Regions from separate parts of the Homo sapiens genome. Here regions 1 and 3 are each linked to region 2. The links are chromatin loops, found by intact Hi-C in ENCODE. Cell type or tissue: dorsolateral prefrontal cortex. All regions are shown on one strand. Each heading gives the region's core, and the rest is flanking DNA. Links, peaks and the distances in the headings are about the cores only.

What was found. Peaks named below come from ENCODE experiments on the same cell type or tissue, not always from the same donor. Only the 100,000 strongest peaks of a DNase experiment are listed, where the experiment ranks them.
Region 1: it touches region 2 in a loop (7-fold over the local background); 7 of 110 quality-filtered maps call a loop at or near these places.
Region 3: it touches region 2 in a loop (4-fold over the local background); 2 of 110 quality-filtered maps call a loop at or near these places.

The regions. Positions count from the first base shown.
Region 1 is chr9:78,370,283-78,376,318 of GRCh38, forward strand. All of the region lies in intron 1 of LOC107987083 (a long non-coding RNA gene), which reads left to right. Among named protein-coding and RNA genes, the nearest start is that of PSAT1, 76 kb to the left of the region's middle. In dorsolateral prefrontal cortex, for the core only: no CTCF peak of the experiment used is centred there; no DNase peak of the experiment used is centred there; H3K27me3 peaks cover 1,606 bases.
Region 2 is chr9:78,436,684-78,442,719 of GRCh38, forward strand. The region is part of intron 2 of LOC107987083 (a long non-coding RNA gene); the gene reads left to right. Among named protein-coding and RNA genes, the nearest start is that of PSAT1, 140 kb to the left of the region's middle. RefSeq lists an enhancer at 605-4,221. In dorsolateral prefrontal cortex, for the core only: CTCF peaks have their summits at 2,956 (motif pointing right) and 3,157; DNase peaks (open chromatin) are centred at 1,748, 2,243 and 2,988; H3K4me3 peaks cover 1,357 bases; H3K27ac peaks cover 1,202 bases.
Region 3 is chr9:79,253,489-79,259,524 of GRCh38, forward strand. No RefSeq gene overlaps it. Among named protein-coding and RNA genes, the nearest start is that of LNCARSR, 310 kb to the right of the region's middle. RefSeq lists an enhancer at 2,219-3,821. In dorsolateral prefrontal cortex, for the core only: no CTCF peak of the experiment used is centred there; a DNase peak (open chromatin) is centred at 3,404; H3K4me3 peaks cover 1,902 bases; H3K27ac peaks cover 556 bases; H3K27me3 peaks cover 1,110 bases.

The DNA.
Region 1 (6,036 bases), core at 1,418-3,917, 67 kb before region 2:
TCTCATCATGCTGAAGGAACTCCCTGTCGCTCATACTCAAGATCCTAGAATGCCTCCCCGATGTAACAAATCAACTTCACAGGCAGCTTGTTATCCTTTCTTCCACTTGAAGGTCCCACCCTATAAGAGCTCTATTTCCTACAGCTCTGGATTAGGACAGGTGCGGTCTGTCATTGCTATCGGGCCAACTCTATGCTTATTTCTGCTTCTCTTAGTTTCTGTTTTTCTACCTCTGTGAAATGCCGCCTGTGACCCTTTAGTAACTCAAAGCCTACCATATTTCCATGCCCTTGTTAAAGTCCTTCTTAAGGCTCCCAGAAGTCCTCTCAGCCAACTTGGTCCGAAGTGACCTTTCCTTCTGCAAACTCCTCATTCTTTGACCTTTGGTATCATAAGTTTGGCATGTTACTTGTCTTCTCAGCTAGACTCTAAATTCTCTGAAGTCAGTGATGTTTAATGTCATCATAGCTCCTTGAAGCAAGGTGCTAGACACAAAAGAGTGAAATAGTATTTAACTTATTGTGTAACAAAGAATAGCAAACCTGAGTGATTTTTCTGGTAAACTTGGCTCTTCATCTATTGGATCTGCTGCAAGTACATTTTAAAAATCTTTATTGTCTCTCTCTTTAATCCACCCATTCATTCATATATACGAAGTGCTATTTACATGCCAGGCACATCCCTATTTGGCAGAGAGTGGAGAAAAAACCTTGATATTTTTATAACTGTGACAAATGGGCAGCCTGTGCTCTGTGGACAGGGAGGGCCCTGACGACCCACCAGCAGTGGCTTTGAAGATGTCTGTTTCTCCAGTTGCGTTTGTCCTCTATGTTCTTACCTGTGCCCTGTAGATCTGCGTTAAATGCTTGTAAGAGGCTGGACAAAGCTATGGGGCATGGACTTTCACTACTTTCACTTTCAATGGAGATGTGTTCCTGTGAAAAGCTTGCCCATCGCTGTAGAAAATCGAGCCAGTTGCTCATAAAAGCTGAGCTAGTCTGCCTGGAAGAGGGATTGAAAACCCAGACCACCTTGATTGTGTGTCTATATTCTCGCCCTAGAGCACTGCTTGGGAAGTATCTGTTGAACGAGTGGTGTTCATACTTCTATTGGTGGCGACCATGCTTACTCCGCTTTTGGTTGACTTTTTCTACGTGAACAATATTTTGCTAGCCTCTGGGTTAAGAGTAGTTATTTAATGCACACAGACCAATAGGCAACCGCTAAATGGTAGAAGTTTAGGGGATGTACTATCTTGGGAGGATTTATACCAATTACTCAACTGCCTGAATACCAAGTTCCTTCCTATTAGCTTTATAATAAGATAAACTAGTTCTCACATTTATCCCAAGAAGACAGGCTTATCCATATCATCTATATTTTAGCAGGCAGTACCAAACTTCAAGCCTCCAACACATTTTAAATCTTGCCATGTTGTATATTTTAAGTATCATTAAAAAGCCACTTTCTTACTTTAAAAATATGTGTGCAATATATTTTATGAAACCTATAGCAAGTCTATGAAAAATTGATTATTTTTTCCATAGGGATATGTTCAAATGATTTTCATTCTGCTCACCAAATGAAAAATCTAGCTCACATTATGTCCTTTATCTTATTTACTCCCTCTCCTGTGTATATAATCACCATGTTCCCAAACAAAGAGAAATGGGTTACTGTGTTTGGGTAGCCAAATAATTTCCTGTATTGGGCAAAGGAGTTGATGCAGATCTAAACTAGGAAGCATGCATTTCCCTTTCAGATGCCTTATTTTCCTATTCTGTACCCTCTTCCGGCCAACTCTACGTGGGCTGGGTCAGAGTATGCGATGGGGGTGCTGTAGTGAGTGGCAGGCAACTGTGGCTGCTGGTGGAGCGAACACATGATGGAAACATCAGTCACTGCAGGACTCCAGGAAGATGCAAGGAGCTTCACAGACAAAGATAAGAATTGTTCTGTGCTTTAGTCAGGATTATTTCTTAAAAACGTGTGCCAGGGCACAGTGGCTCATGCCTGTAATCCCAGCACTTTGGAAAGCCGGGGCAGGCAGATTGCTTGAGGCCAGGAGTTTGAGACCCGCATGGGCAACATGGTGAAACCCCAACTCTACTAAAATTACAAAAATTAGTGCGGTGATGCCCTGTAATCCCAGCTACTTGGGAGGCTGAGGCAGGAGAATCGCTTGAACCTGGGAGGCAGGTTGCAGTGAGCCGAGTTTGCACCATTGCACTCCAGCCTGGGCAACAAAATGAGACTCTGTGTTCCCATTTACCTTCTGTGGTGCTCCTTCCTACAGGCTGATCATGGCTGAGGTTGTCTTCCCTAGTATCCACTTTCTCCCTGTTCCTTGGGGTCAGAACCATGGCAGGAGGTATCACCAACAGCTCCTCTGTACCTGAGTCTCTTCCCAACTGTTCCCCACCAACTCTTCCATCCGAGAGTCCCGGGTACTTGTAAAACCCTCAGGACAGACAGAGGGTAGGGGAATTGGGCAGCTTGTCAGAGTGACAGTGAGATGAAGATCAAGTCTCACCCATAGCTAAGGTAGGAATCAAAAGAGCCTTTGGAGCTGGGGTACCAGTTGAGTGCACCACCTTTGTTTCACAAATGAGGATGAGACAGGCAATGAACAGAGGCTCAAGAGACAGTTGTGATAATTTCTGAGTACAGGGGAATAGGAGAGTCTAGGGAAATGGGATTTAGCAGGCAACGGGAGCAGGAAATTGGACATCGTGATGTCTGGCGTGCCAGTGCCTGACCCAGTAAGCCGAAGAGTGGAGTCAGATGTGACTGGAGTGGAGGATTCAGGGGGTCACTTAAGCTGGGGCCACATTGTGGAAGATCTCAAGAACCATGATGGGGAGTTATAAATGATCTATGCATGGAGGGGCCCCGCGGGTTTTTGAGATTGAGATTTTTGAAGGCATGATCTGATCTGAGGCTTTGGAATCACCATAAAAAGAATTTAGAGGTTGTCCTGTGTTGTGGTTTTAAACGTGTACTCTGAGGAACCGCCTTAGGGGCTGCTCTTGTGGAGGTGGTGAAAGGATCTGGGAAAAGCCAAGAGGCTAGGATCTTGGGCCCCTGCTTGCGCTAAATCAGGCAGCCCTGCCCCTGTTTTTCTTATCGAGCTGCCAGGTAAAATTTCTTCTTTTTCTTGTGATAAAGAACATAGAAGGTAAAATTTACCATCTTAACCACTTTTAGTTGTACAGTTCAGTAAAGCATATTCACATTGCTGTGAAACAGATCTCTAGAACTATTCCACTTGCAAAACAAACTCTATACCCTTTGAATAACCACTCCCCGTTCGACCCTTCCATCCCAAACCCCTGGTAAACCACCTTCCTCTTTTGTGTTTTTATGAATTTGGTCGGTCATGTAAGATTTATTTTGAAAAACAGTGCTAGAGCTGAGATGGTTGGAAAGCCATTGATCGATCATCCTACCCCGCTTTCTCCTGGCTTTGACAAAGAGAAGGCTGAGGTCCCGGAAGCCAAAGTGGCCACCTTGTGATGAAGACGTCATGCACACAGATACTTAAACCAGGGTGCCAGGAATCTAGGTTCTGTGTCTACAGTTTTGTAGACTAGGTTCTGCTGCTGTGTGTGTGATAGTCGTCAAGCAGCCGATTTAACTTGGTGCCTCGGTTTTCTTATCTGTTAAAGGATGTGACAGTAACAGCATCTCCCTGATAGACTTGTTGTGAGGATTAAGCCAGGTAATGTAAATAAAGCACTTTCAACCGGGCCTGGCACTTATATAAGTGTTTGCTGTTATTAAGTGACTTCCTGGCACAGCATGGCTCCTTATGAAGAAAGCTGTTCCTATGGACCTATAACCAGTGCCTGTGCTGCATGCTCTGTCTCCTGAGTCTTTCACCTAACACTGAATAGATGGCTTTGACTCAACCTGCCTGCCTTCTACATAGCCCTGTTTCTCATCTGGGGCATGCCACTGATGTCAAAGGATGCTCCATCAAGACCTTAATTTTCAAGGGGAAAGTGGTAGAGGACACATCACATAGCACAGGAGGAATGGACATCCTGTGACATTAATCTGAAAAGTAGTTATGGAACGCTTTAGATAAGGCAGTGGCTTAGGTGCTGAGGATACTGAATGAACAGACCAGGCAAAAGTCCCACTGTCATAGAGCCTGCATTCTAGCAGGGCAAAGCTTTGCAATGCAGACCTTTCAATAAATGAAATGCTTTTCTTGGACTCGTATGCCCCAGGAAGATGAAAAGTTTGCATAAAAATGCTCAGATTTGGAAATGGAACACTTTAGACTTATTGCTATAGTGCCTCTGAAAAGTGGTTTGTAAAAATAGATACTAAAAATGATGCAGACATACTGGTGCTCTTAGGTTGAGACAATTTTTCAGGTACAAAGTTTCCAAATCGATTTATCTCAAGTTCTGATTCAAGGGTTGTGTATATAGTACAGTTTGTCATCTTTAGAACTTGGTGAGGACAGCATTAGGCTTGTTTTACTTGTGCTTCAATCAGATGTCAGGAGGAATGTGGGATTCCACCTGCCGATGCCTCTCCGGGGCTTCATCCTTTCCTCCTCAATATGAGCAGATGACATTCAGATACCCAGCAGCAGAAGCAGAGACGGTGTGGGGACTAGTTTTGTTGGGGAAGAAAATAGGAATTGCCATTAGACTAGGATGAACTGAAGCTCACCTGTCACAGGGTGGGGACTATTCTGTGAGGAAAGAAAGAAAAGAATGGTCACACAGAGCACTCAGCTGCTTGTGAGTCCCCTATGCCATGTGCACTGCAGCCATTGCTATAAAGCACAGCACTTCCTTCCTTGGATCCTACAAATGCTTCATTTGTAGACACTTCCCAACACCGTGCTTCCAGGTGCCACTGCCAGTCAAGGCTGGTGGGTGATGTGCATCTCATGGACCATCAGGAGCTACTGGTGGCCATTAAAGTCATTAGACACATGGGAGCTATGACTCAGAGACCCATACAGCCTATCATTACCCCCACTTCTTTCTCATGAAGTCTCCCCTATTTTGTTGAGGTAGGGGTGGAGATCCCTTGACCTTAGGGAATAAGGGCTCTTTTTCAGCCCTAGGGGATGGCTTAGGGAGGTCTAGGCCAGTTGTAGTAGTCCCATTTCCTTTTGCCAGCCTTTTGTGCAGCTCTAAGTGGCTACATGACACTGGCTGCTGAGTCCCTTGGCAGTTTCTGGGAAAGACTTCTTTTTCTGTTTCTTTTTTTTTTTATTATTATTTTGAGACAGGGTCTCACTCTATCACACAGGCAGGAGTGCAGTGGTGTGATCTCAGTTCACTGTGCAACCTGCATCTCCCGGGCTTAAAGAATCCTCTCACCTCAGCCTTCTGAGTAGCTGAGACTACATATGTGTGCCACCATACCAGGCTAATTTTTGTATTTTTAGTAGAGACGGGGTTTTTGCCATGTTACCCAGGCTGGTCTCAAACTCCTGAGCACCTCCTTGCCTTGGCATCCCAAAGTGCTGGGATTACAGGTGTGAGCAACCATATCCAGCTGACTTTTTAATTTCTCAGATAAAAAGGCATAAAAGTTATTTTTTGAGGAGAAAGCTTTTTGCCCACCCTTTTCTTCTAGTGTAGCACACTGTTACAATGATACAATGCCCGGAGCAGTAGCAGCCGGTTTGCAAACCTGAGTTATCAAAAAAAGAAAATTGGACAGAAGCTAGTTGGATCCCTGAGACTAGATTATCACTGCATCTGGGCTGCTTTCTCCCAGATTTCCTGTTACATGAGACAATTGGGGATGTCTTTGTCATGCCAGTCAGGCTCTCTGTCACTGGAGACTGAGAGGATTCTAAAACTGATAGAGCAATTTTAGTCCTTGTCTTTTTTTTTTTTTTTGAGATGGGTTCCCACTCTGTCACTGAGGCAGCAGTGCAGTGGTACCATCATAGCTCACTGTAGCCTCAACCTCCTGGGCTCAAGTGATCCTCCTGCCTCAGCTTCCCAAGTAGCTGGGACCATAGACGTGCAACCATGCCTGGCTATGTTTTACAAT
Region 2 (6,036 bases), core at 1,676-4,175:
TTGAGATTTTCAGGATCATGGTGACGACTGCACTGAGAATGTACTGAATGGGAGTGAGGGCAAGGCAGAGAGATGAGCTTAGACAGGGTGCAGAGAAGGGCTGGCCGGTGGGACCCGGGGCTGTTCTGTGTTGATCTGTGCAAGGCAACAGGGGTAGGGTTTAGTTTTAGTGTGTCCACCTTTAATTCTCCAGGTGCCCTCTAACTCCCCTTCTGAAACCCTCTGTCTTCCCCCATCTTCTCCTGTAGCTGGAGGTTAAGTACATCCTTGAGGATGTCCCAGAGAGTTGATGGCTATGCCTTGGAATGGTCCTGATTCACAGCCCTTTGGCTTTAACTAGGTTTGTAGAAGCTCCTGTCCCAGGCATTCACCTCCCTCGGGATAAGAATCATCAGTCACCAGGGAGAAAATGGATATCTTGAAGCTGTGGGCTCTTAACTCCTTTAAAGCCGCAGGACAAATGATTTAACTGAACACTTGTCATGCAGGGAGGAACAGTAATCTTAGAAAAGGGAAGAAAAGTCTTCAAAATTCAGAATCTGGGGAAATTGCAGAGAAGGCAGCTTTATTCTTCTTGGGTGTGTGTCCATTGTGGAAGGAGTAGGGAGGCACAACCACAAATCTTGGATGGCCCTGGCATACCGAGGGCAGGTTTCCCTTGACAGCACTTTATTTCCAGAATTGTAACAAGGCCCAGTGTTGAAAAGGGGAAGAAAAGTGTGGCAGTCAACAATAATTATGGTCATCTGATAATCATCAGTTATGGATGTGGGGAAGGGAGAATTCTGAAATCCTTTAACTAACTAAAAGTAAAACATCACCTCTGTCTAGACCGGGATTTCTCAATTTCAGTAGTGTTGACATTTTGGGCCAGACAATTCTTTGTGGTGAGGGCTATTCTGTGCATTGTAGGATGTTATGCAGCATCCCTGGCCTCTGCATCCTGGATGCCAGCAGCACCTCCCCAGTAGTGACAACTAAAAATGTCCCCAGACATTGCCAAGTGTCCCCTGAGGAACAGAGTTGCCCCTGGCTGAGAACTGCTCACCTAGACTTAGGCAGGGGCATTGGGTGCAGTCAGGATTGTTTTACTTCATGTCCTCTCTGGCTGATGAAATCAATAGAGTTAACACTAATAGTGGTTTATTCTTGGTCACTGGGATAGCACGGCATGTGCTGTTCTATTTTGAGAGAACAATTTTCCTGTGTTTTATGTAATAAGGGCCTTGTGATGCATGGATTCTGGGCATCCCAACATATAAGTGTGCCTGTAAGGCAAAGAAACTAAAAACAAGGCACGCTCTGATTGCCAAGGAGGGGCCATGTTTTCTTTCGCGTCTCTCTCCTGGACCCATGCAATAATTAGTCAAAGTAAAATGAATATTAGCTCATGCTTAACTGCCTTTACCGCGCACTTGCCAGCGCTGACCCAGTAGTGCTAAACCAATTATTTTTTGAACTTTATGGCTTTAAATAATCCTTTGCTCTAAAATTCCCTATACCCCTCAGCTACTTAACCACAGGCCCCTCTGCCCTAAATCCTTTTCTTATACTTTGTAGCTTTTTAAGCAAGGAACCTCTTTAAGAAGACATAATCCCTTCTCTGTAGAAAACATGAAAGACCTTGAACAAATCAAGATTTCTCCATGGAGAATTCAGCTAATCCTGTGCTTAGCTCCTAACAAGGAAATCCATCTCTCCACCAAGCACGCCATTACCCGGACTAATGCCTGACTTGAATAACAAGCAAATTATTGTGCTTTTAATTGTACCCTGCTCGGTCACAAAGCACATCTGAGACAGGAATGTGCCGAGCTCTTCCAGGAGAAACAGGTCATGCTTCTAATCCTCCTTTTCTGTCGCCTTCCCCTCCCCCCTTTCAATCCTTTTTCTTCCCAGCGGCACACACAAAAAAAATTAAAAAAGACAGCTAAATTATGTTTAAAATGGAAGAGTCTAAAAGAAAAAAGGTGGTAAATACTGACTTGGGAGAGGATGAATTATCTAGTCTCTGCAGTGTGGCTCATTTGAGGACAATCAATGTTATCATAACCCCATTACTGCAGGGCAATCTTTGTTACCCTAAACCAGGCTTCCTCAACCTCAGCAGGATTGACATTTTGGGCTGAATAATTCTTTGCGGTGGGGGGACTTTCCCGGGCATTGGACAATATTTATTGGCCTCCCAAGTTGTGACAACCTAAAATGTACCAAGACATTTCCAAATGTCTCCGGGGAGGAGGCGGGGGGGGCAAAATCGCCCGTGGTAGAGAACTATTGACCGAATCCCACCCATACTGCGATGTATTTGTTCCCCCACTGCTATCCTTCCTGTTCACAAACCCCAGGCAAATCATGGTTCTCGTTGTAAACCAGGGAGAGACAAATGTGTTGTTTCTGTAAGTAGAATGAGTGGAAAGAAAAAAGACATGAAAGCATATGTTGTTAGGGGGTGGAGAATGAGCACCCCCTCAGCACCCAGTATTAGGATTTGGGGGGGCTCTGACTTCCATTGGGAAGTGGCTGTGCCCCTGGGTGTGAGCAAGCCAGCTTTTGAACGCCTGTATTTCACGCACTTCAGAAATAGGCTTGCTATGGTGAGACACGGGTGATGATGATGGAGAGGCTGCTGAGATAAAGGAGCCACTTGCCTGGAGGTACTGACACTCTCAGTCCTCTGTTTAGACTTGAGCGCGGGAGAACTGCCCCACCTCACTCAGACCATGCCAACAGTCCTGTTTTGGACCAGAAAATCAGTACCGAGGCGAGCTACCCAGAAAAGAGACGTTATGCAAGCCTTGAATTGCACTTTCATTACAGCTATTGAGGCAAACATTTCCTCGCTCCCGGAGATTGAAAGAATCCACCCTATTTTTAGTAACTTACTAGAAACATAATTGCTTGTCCTCACTGACCAGAAGAAAACGCAGGGAACGAACACGTTGCAGTTATCCCCGGTGTCCACTAGATGGCGGTGTACGTCTTCCTGAGAAGCCCGGCCTGGCTGCCGCTCGCAACAACTCCTTGGGTTAAGGAAGACAAGTGCCACTCGTCCTTTGGGAGACAGCCGGGTCCTCTCATTGTTGGCACAAACAGCTCCAAACAATTGCACTGACCACACAGCTCTAAGCCACATTCCAGGGCGCTGCCGTCTGCTCAGGAGTGAATGCTGGGAAAATGAACCAAGCTGCTAATTTGCTTGATTGGGGGAAAAATAAGATCTCCAGTAACAATGGGCGTAATTTATTTTTCCAACAAGAATAGGGGCAATGCCATTTCATCCCCCCTCCCAATTGCTACCATAAATGAAAGCAATCACCTAATTAGTCCTGAATTACTAACTGGCAGGGTAATGGATCTGCTGAAAATTAAGCTGAAGTGGAGAATTTGGAGAGGGGGATGTGATTTCGTGGGCAGGAGGGGTGGGAAGGGAAGGGAGGTGAAGGCGTGGAGCCCATTGTAGGGCCCTGGGCCCCTGCGGTCTGGGGGTTATGCTGGCCCTGACCCTAGGAGAACAAGGGGCTCAGTGAGTCTCTGGGCCATTCATTTTGTGCAGGAGAATGACTTTCTAAACCCTAAACCGAGGAAAAAGCATCTGCTGGGGAAGACATGCCCCTGAGTTCCTTTTAAAGTGTTACAGATGTAGATGAATTGGCTTAGGAAAGAGAACACAGCCCTGTGGGGCCTGGCCACCCCGCTGATGGGGCCGGACAGGCGGACCCCACAGGGAGACTCTTGAATGCCTTCTCTCCTGAAACACAATGAGGGAAATTACAGCAAATCTGAGACTGAGTTTGGATTTTAGTGCTTAAGAAATACCCAAAGGGAATGAAATAAATGCCTAGTTACAGATTTTGTGTTTTTGCATGCATCCTTAGTCTTCGCCCCTTCCTCAATGGAAATAATGAAGCATCCCCACACCCTGTGGCAGGCCCTCTCCTGGAGAAAAGCAGAACAATAGGAGAGTAGGTAAGGGCTGAGATCTTCCACACAAAGGCTCCACAAATTGAAGGACTAATTTATTTGTTCAGAGATGCCTTCTTGTTTTTTAGTTAGATATCACTTTAATTGAAATACTTTACTAATGCGATTTATCACAACTGTAAACTGTCAGTTTCCACAGCTGTTGCCTTTTTCAAGCAATCTGGCAAATGTGTGTGGGTAAAAACACAAAGAAGGTTGAGGAGGAGTGGGCTCAGGCTGTCTCTTCCCCACTCAGCTGGTCCACAGGCCCCTCACCTCCGCCAAAAACATATGCTCTTCTTCCTTAGAGGGACCCACTTCAATTCTAGCGCACATCTGTTGTCTTGGCTTCTAAACATCCATCCCCCCTCTCCTTGGAGGAGTACCTGGTTTTCTTTTGGGGACCTATCCTTTTCCCCATATCAGCCCATGTGGCTTAGATGAGGTGACCCTACTTTCCTGCTGTGGGGTGGGTGCGTATCCCAGCTCTGGCCTAAAGGTACCCTCTTCCGCCTCTCTTGGCTGTGTTGATTGGCTCTTAAGAGTTGCCAGAATTAGCAAAACATCAACAGCAAAAACAAACCAAAATACTCAGTTAAATTTCAGATAAGCAACTATGATTTTTTTTTACTACTATTATGTTTATTACTATTATTAATGTCTTTTGCATGGAGAATACTTATATTAAAAACAATGTATTGTTTATCTGAAATTCAAATTTAGAGAGGCATCCTGTATTTTATCTGGCAACGCCATTGGTTCCAAGAAAGGGACGTGACCAAAAGTGGTCAATTCATATTCAGCTCAGGACTTTTATTGGAGTTTTGGGGAAAGAAGTATTTAAAAAGAAATCTGTTGGGGTTGCTAAACTGGTAGGTTATGTGCTTACAACTGTTGGTGATGATCTTTGCTACTTTGTGGGAACAGCTGCCTGAAATGGGAGCCAAGGCCACAAAGATCAGACCTGTTTCATTGGAGCAGGTGGATCCAGCTGTTCCTGAAGCTGGCCCTGTGGTTGGTGGAGATCAGGGTCCCAATGGCCAGGTGGGATCACAATTTTCTACCTCTTGAGCCTGGAAAGTAGAAACATCAGCACCAGAATATGCCCACTGAGCACTGGCTTCTATTTAATCAAAAGAGTGGTAAATGGATATTGAGCAGCAAAAATAACTGATGTCCAGTACACCCTATATTGTTTTCTAATTGTTTTGTCACATGTAACATCAGCCCTTTTACGAGACAGCGTGGTTGTGAGAGGTGACAACGAGGGGCGGCCCTCGTTCGCTCTCAGCACCTCTTCGGCCTCGGCGTCCGCTCTGGCCATGCTCGAGGAGCCCTTCAGCCCGCCACTGCGCTGTGGGGGCCCCTCTCCGGGCTGGTCGAGGCCGGGAGCCAGCTCCCTCTGGTTGCGGGAAGGTGTGGAGGGAGAGGTGCGGGCGGGAACCGGGGCTGCGCGCGGTGCTAGCAGGCCAGCGCGAGTTCCGAGTGGGTGTGGGCTCTGTGGGCCCCGCACTGGGAGCGGCTGGCCGGCCGGCGCCACCGCCCCGGGGCAGTGAGAGGCTTAGCACCTGGGCCAGCAGCTGCGAGAGTGCGCCGGGTTCCCCAGCAGTGCCGGCCCACTGGTGCTGCGCTCAAATTCTCGCCAGCCCTCAGCTGCCTCCCCGCGGGGCAGGGCTTGGGACCTGCAGCCCCCATGCCCTAGCCTCCCCACCCCCAACGTGGGCTCCTGCGCAGCCTGAGCCTCCCCGAGGAGCGCCACCGCCTGCTCTGTGGCACCCAGTCCCATTGACTGCCCAAGGGCTGAGGAGTGCGGGTGCATGGCGTGGGACTGGCGGGCAGCTCTGTCGGCACCCCGATGCCAGATCCACTAGATGAAGCCAGCAGAGCTCCTGAGTCTAGTGGGGACTTGGAGAACCTTTATGTCTAGCTAAGGGATTGTAAATACACCAATCAGCACTCTGTGTCTAGCTCAAGGTTTGTAAATGCACCAATCAGCATTCCGTATCTAGCTAATCTGGTGGGGACTTGGAGAACTTTTGTGTCTAGCTCAGGGACTGTAAACGCACCACTCAG
Region 3 (6,036 bases), core at 2,043-4,542, 820 kb after region 2:
GGAAAAGACAAATATTTAAGGTGATGGATATCTCAATTATACTGATTTGATCTTTACAAATTATATTATATTAAATTATCACATACAACCCAAAATATGTACATCTGTTATGTATAAAAAAGTTAATTAAATTTTTAAAAGGATTCTAAACTCTCTCATTCTTATTTTTCTTTTCTTGGGTCCAGTTTTGTTGTTCAGTTCATGAGATATTTGTTATTAGCTATACTTGGTTATATATAGATTACAGTAGGACTCAGCAACTATCATGTACATAGAAAAGAATTTATTTACTTCCTATTTCATGTAAATTACCTGTGTATATTGTGTTAAGATCAACCCACTTGGGTATGATATGGCTCAAAACTCCATTAAAGAAGAGGCAGCAAATGAATTTCCCTAAATAGCACCCTGATGTGGAAATGGGTGAGCCCCCGCTCTCACTCTTGACCTCTCACCTGTTGGGTGCATCCCCCCATCACCAGCTGTGCAGCATCACCAGAGTGTGGTAGTTGCAAAAGGGACTGTCACTCAGAGAGTGGGCTTTTACGCTTTGTAAAGATAGCCTCATCTTATCCAGATTAAAAGGATAACCAATATTATCTTCTCACCAGGAAGGAAGGCATTTGTAAAAAGGTCTACGGTTATGCTGTTGTTTCACTGCTTCAGGAGAAAATTATGGAAGCAGTCACAAAAAATTTTGACATTTCCTTGTTTGTAAACTCAAGGTGTGTGTGTGTGTGTGTGTGTGTGTGTGTGTGTGTGTGTTTTAATCATGCAGAATAAGACACAATGTTTGTAAGGAGTAGTGGGATACTTGTTCAAATTCTTCCTCTCCAGATAGACTAATCTAGTATTTCTCATCCTGAGTGTAACATAGAACTACCAAATTTAGAAGCTCTGGGGTAGGCCCTAAACATCAGTATTAAAAACAAACAAAAATGTGTTTGTGATTTTAATGTGCATTCATTGCTTAGATCCACTGATCTGAAGTGCAAATAATTGGGTAAAGAAATGTGGTAGCAATTCTGAGGAAGGAAATCATTACGTATCCTCAAAGAATATTAAAACTGAATACAGAAGAAAGCTTATATTTCCTTGTCTATAAAATAGAGGATAATAATAATATTTACCTCTCAGGGTTGTATGAAAGTAAATAAAAGAGCATTTCATGTGCAAGAACCTATCACAATATCCCAAACATGGTAAGCACCTGATAAAGAGTGGATACAGCTATACAATTTTGTTATAATTTTGTATCTATATATTTACATATAAAATAGTTATATAATAACTTATATAATAGTTATTAATTATTGCCTTGTTAGTAAGCCTAATAATAATGGTACAGTGACTAGTACTACTATCTTAAATATATTTAATGCTTTATTGATTGCCAAGGACTTTCTCATGCACCTTTTCACTTGATTCCAACAACAATATGTGAGGAATGCAGAACAAGTATTCTTCCTTTTTTTTTTTCTTTTCAATGAGGAAGCAAACTCAAATGAAGGTGCTTCTCCATGACTGCACAGCTGACAAATGACAGAAATGGGCTGGAACCCAGAAGCCCTGCTCCCTAACCCTAATCTCACTCTTAGACCCGTACCGCCTCCTACTGGCTTTGTAAGAGCTGGATTCAGAGTGTGGCCTTAAAGTAATTAAGCTCCTTCCATCAGCCACCTGTGAACATGTGTGGCATTATTTTACTGTCACCCTTCAAATCCACATAAATGCTGAAGTCCCTACAATTCCACAGTTCCTTAGTTCAAGCTCTTTCTGTTCTGTTTAGGAAGCATCTCTTCCCTTCGAACAGATGGCAGACAATTTGCTCAGGTTTAAACACTGACTCAGACTTAGTGATAAAACCGGCAGCTGCGTTCCTGATTCTCAAATCCAAATCCCACTTGCTTGGTCAACTTAATGTAAACTAGCAAAGGACATGCACTCTGAACCAAGCGTAGACACAGCAGAGACACTGTCTCGAGAGCCAGCACTGAAATACATACACACATACACCTTCAGCTGCAAAGATCAAATTCCCGCTTTGAAGAAATTATTTTTGTCCTTTTGGGCCATGGGGTCTAGGCAGAACAGTTAAAGAGGAAAAATGTCTCCTTACTGAGACAGGGGGGAGGAAAAGAAGATGCTGAGGGCTTTTCCTGCAGCACCGCTGCTTGTTGTTATTAATACAATTAACCTTTCACTGTTACTAATAACCAAGGTCATTTCCCTTGAAATCTTCAGGTCGGTTTCCCACTTGCTTTGAATGTGTGTGCTCACACAATTGTTTTCATATCCTTCTCTCTGTCTCTTTTTCTCTCTCTCTCTCATCAGGAGCCTTTCAGGGTCTTGCCTGTAATCTGTAATTCCTGTTCACACGACTGTGGGCGTTTTAGGACGTCCCTGGGCAGTTATGAAACTACTGACCGGTGGAGCCTTTCTTGCAGATGGATTTCATTCAGGACTTGTGCTATTATATTAATGGGTTTAATTTAAACAGGACTAGCCTCGCTGGCCAAATTACTGCCATTTAAATCAATTGGTTTAGGGGGAAAGGCAGCCTGACCAGAGCTATTAGACTTCAATTTATTACTGTATCGGCTTTTAAACTGGGCAAAGCAAGTTTGCTAATGTCTGTCCTCTATCCTTTGAGCTTGAGTACAAAACACAGTAATGAGAGTCTTTCGAGTTTTTTTTTTTTTAAAAAGGGGAGGCGGGAGAAAAAGAAGAAAAAGAAAAAAAAAACATATTCATTTAAGTCAATGTTTTATGAGCCAAGACCAGGTAGCCCTCCAAAGAATGCAAACCATAGGATCCTGTGGGTGCCGTTCATGTCCCTTCATTAAATTGAGATTCAAATAATCTAACAGATGTATTAGTTTAAAAAGACTTTATACTTGGATTTTCCCCCTTATAAAAAATAAGCGCTGCTTTTTTTTTTCACACATTTCAACCTGATTCAAATAGAAAAGCAAAAGGGAAGAAAATGCTTTAGATGTGCTCTTTTGATTTTTTCCAATCTCGCCTGAATAAAATGGAATGAGAGATCAAGAACACTCAATTAATTGCAACATTGGGTGTCACTAGGAGAGGGAGGGAGAGATGAAGGGAGCATTAGGGATGCACAACCCTTAACAAATGCATAGATTCAAAGAAGGAAGAAGAAGGGGAATAAAAAAGCGTGTCTGTATTTTATTGCACTCGGTAAGCTTTTCGCTTGTATTTATAGCTGCAATTATATCTCAATGAGGTTTGTCTACAGTGTTGGCTTCACGCTAATTTTCCCCCTCACTGCATTCTTGGAATAGGCTCGGACTGTTTATGAACCAGACATATTGACCTCATTTACAGCTAGCAGTTTAAATCCATAATTTTTCCACCCACAATCCCTCTTTGACATTCCGGCGGTGCGGCCGGCTCAGCGAGACTGAACTAAAAGTCTCACACTTCATTGAACACCATTATGCGGCTTTATGCTTATAAGCCTGTTTCCCTCGGCTGCCTTTCAGCTTTGCTGGAGATCGGTTTGGCCACAGGCCGGCAGTGATTAACTGGAAGAATCCAATAAATCACCCTGTCAGCCAGCAGGCTCTCCTCACTATGTCTACACATCGACATTTGGATTTGCACCTCTCTCTCTCTTTCTTTCTCTCTCTCTTTTGATTTTCTATCCCTCTTTCTCTCTCCGCCCCACTTTCTACAGAGCCATTAAAACACCTCTTTACCTTCACACAAGGTGAACTTGAATCGCTATTGTGAGTATGGCTCACTCCCACCAGCCCTCTGGGAGATAAACCCCTTTGATTTGTGGAGTTTTCCCCTGCCCTCGCCTTTCCTCTCTCCTCCTCCAATTAATTCACCCCTTCACTCTTAGGGCCTCACGGATCAGGCTGCCACGCAGGGGAAAAGACAGGCAGAGCGGGTGGGAGTGTGGCCAGGAGGCAGGTGCTGAAGAGGAAATCCCACGGATTCCTGTCAACTCCCGTCTCCTTCCGAGAGCCCCGCAGCCCCGGGAGAGAAAGGAACTGAGAACTGGGTTCTGCTTCCCCGGACGCCGAGCAACCTGGCTTTTCTATGAGAATGCTAGACTGGGATCAGTTCCTTCCTAGGGGGTGCACATACGTGTGTTCACAACTGAACGTCTGTGCCCACGTTTAGGAACGTTTGTGAGACTGTTCCAGACTCTGCTTGCAAGGAGAAGGAGGTGCAGCTACCGATTTATGAGTAAAGGGACGGTTCCCTGGTGTGGGCACTGTTGGTGGGGGCTGGGGTCAGGGTGGTCCCAGCAGATTCCCCACAGCTCGGGCTTCCTACTTTCCTACTTCTCACAGGCTGTTTGTGAAACAGCCTGTTCTTCGACTTGCCTGGTAATTTCCCGACCCTCTCTCTTTCGTATTCTCCCCATGGCCGTAGTCTTTTGTCTGGGATTATTTCTGCTCTGTGAGCACAAGCATTTGTTTGATGTCTCAGACATCAGATATACTGTATACTCTCCGAGTGGCTGAAGAAAGCAGGATTTTTGCTTTTGAAAACTCCACCGGCAAGAATGAGAAAAAGCAGTCTGAACTGCAGACACAAAGGATGGGAGAGATAGGAAGGAACAGCACCAGGCAGGCGTGATCAGGGGCCTCTCCCTCCCTGCAACGCACTGCGGGGACAGCGGTTCCTCTTGGCCTGGGGCTGTGCTGCGTGGACATGTAACAGCAGTAAACTGCCTGCAAGCCAGAAAGGAAATCGATACAGCCGCGAAGGGGTGGCCTGCCTTTGTCGATACGCTTCCAGTTTGTGCTGGCTGAGAGGGAGCCCTCCTTATGACAGTAACGCCTCTGTATCCACGCCTCCACCTCCCGACTGATCCTCGGTATAGGTTTCTTACTAAATTTTTGGGTCTTGTAAACTGCCTTCTGTCTTTTGTAAGTTGGCTACATAGTTAGACAGAGAATTAGATAATGGATCTACAGAGAGAAACCAGGAAGGAAACCCTAAGTATCTTGTCCATGGTACCTGGTCAGTATAGCCAAGTACCTGGCACAAAGTAGGAATTTAAAACATATTATTTCTTTTTAGAGTCCTTGTTATGAACTGAATGTTCGTGTATTCCCAAAAACTCCTATGTTGAAATTCTTACCCCTAAGGTGATGGTTTTAGGAGGTGAGACCTTTGAGGGGGGTGATTAAGTCATGAGGGTGGAGCCCTCATGAATGGGATTAGTGCCTTGATGAAAGGGACCCCAGAGAGTGCCTGTTCTTCTTACACCATGTAAGGACACAATAAGAAGTTGACAGTCTGTAATCCAGAAGAGGGCCCTCTCCAGAACCCAGCTATGCTAACACCCTCATCTCAGCCTTCCAGCCTCCAGAAATGTGAGAAATAAATTTCTGTTGTTTATGTGCCATTGAGCCTACAGTGCTTTGTTATAGCAGCCCGAACTGACTAAGACCCTCCTATACAGATAGATTGATATAAAAGCCACTTGGAAGACTTAGATGTGACCCTTGGACACATGATAACCCTCAGTCAATTTTCCTTGCCAGACTGGTACCAGGAGGTCCTCTGCTCCCCCTTTGTATCTCCAACTCTCACGCTTTGTTCATTTCACCCTGATGCACCACCATGGATGAGGTCGCAAATCTTAAGCAAATATTCAGATCACTGTCGAGGAGCTGTAACTCAATTGGATCAGTTCCTGCTCTGCCAACATCCCAGTGCATTTGCATGGGGGTTTGTTGAAGCTAGTCACGAAAAGCATGTAGGGTTCATACTGTTCCCCATTTCTGAAGATGACAAAAGTGAAGGAATACCCCTGATAATACTTGGGTTGAGAACATTTCTTGTGTGCCTACTAGGTTCCCAGTGTGGATCCTTATATCAAAATATGAAGATTGCCCATAAATTGTAAGCATAAGGCAAGGAAACAGGGTTCATAAGCTACCCAGCTATTGCTATAATTGTAAAGAGGTGGAGTTGGGGGGTTGCTCTTTCAAAAAATAACTGTCAAACATAGAAACTTACATGATACTCACATAGCCTCATTGT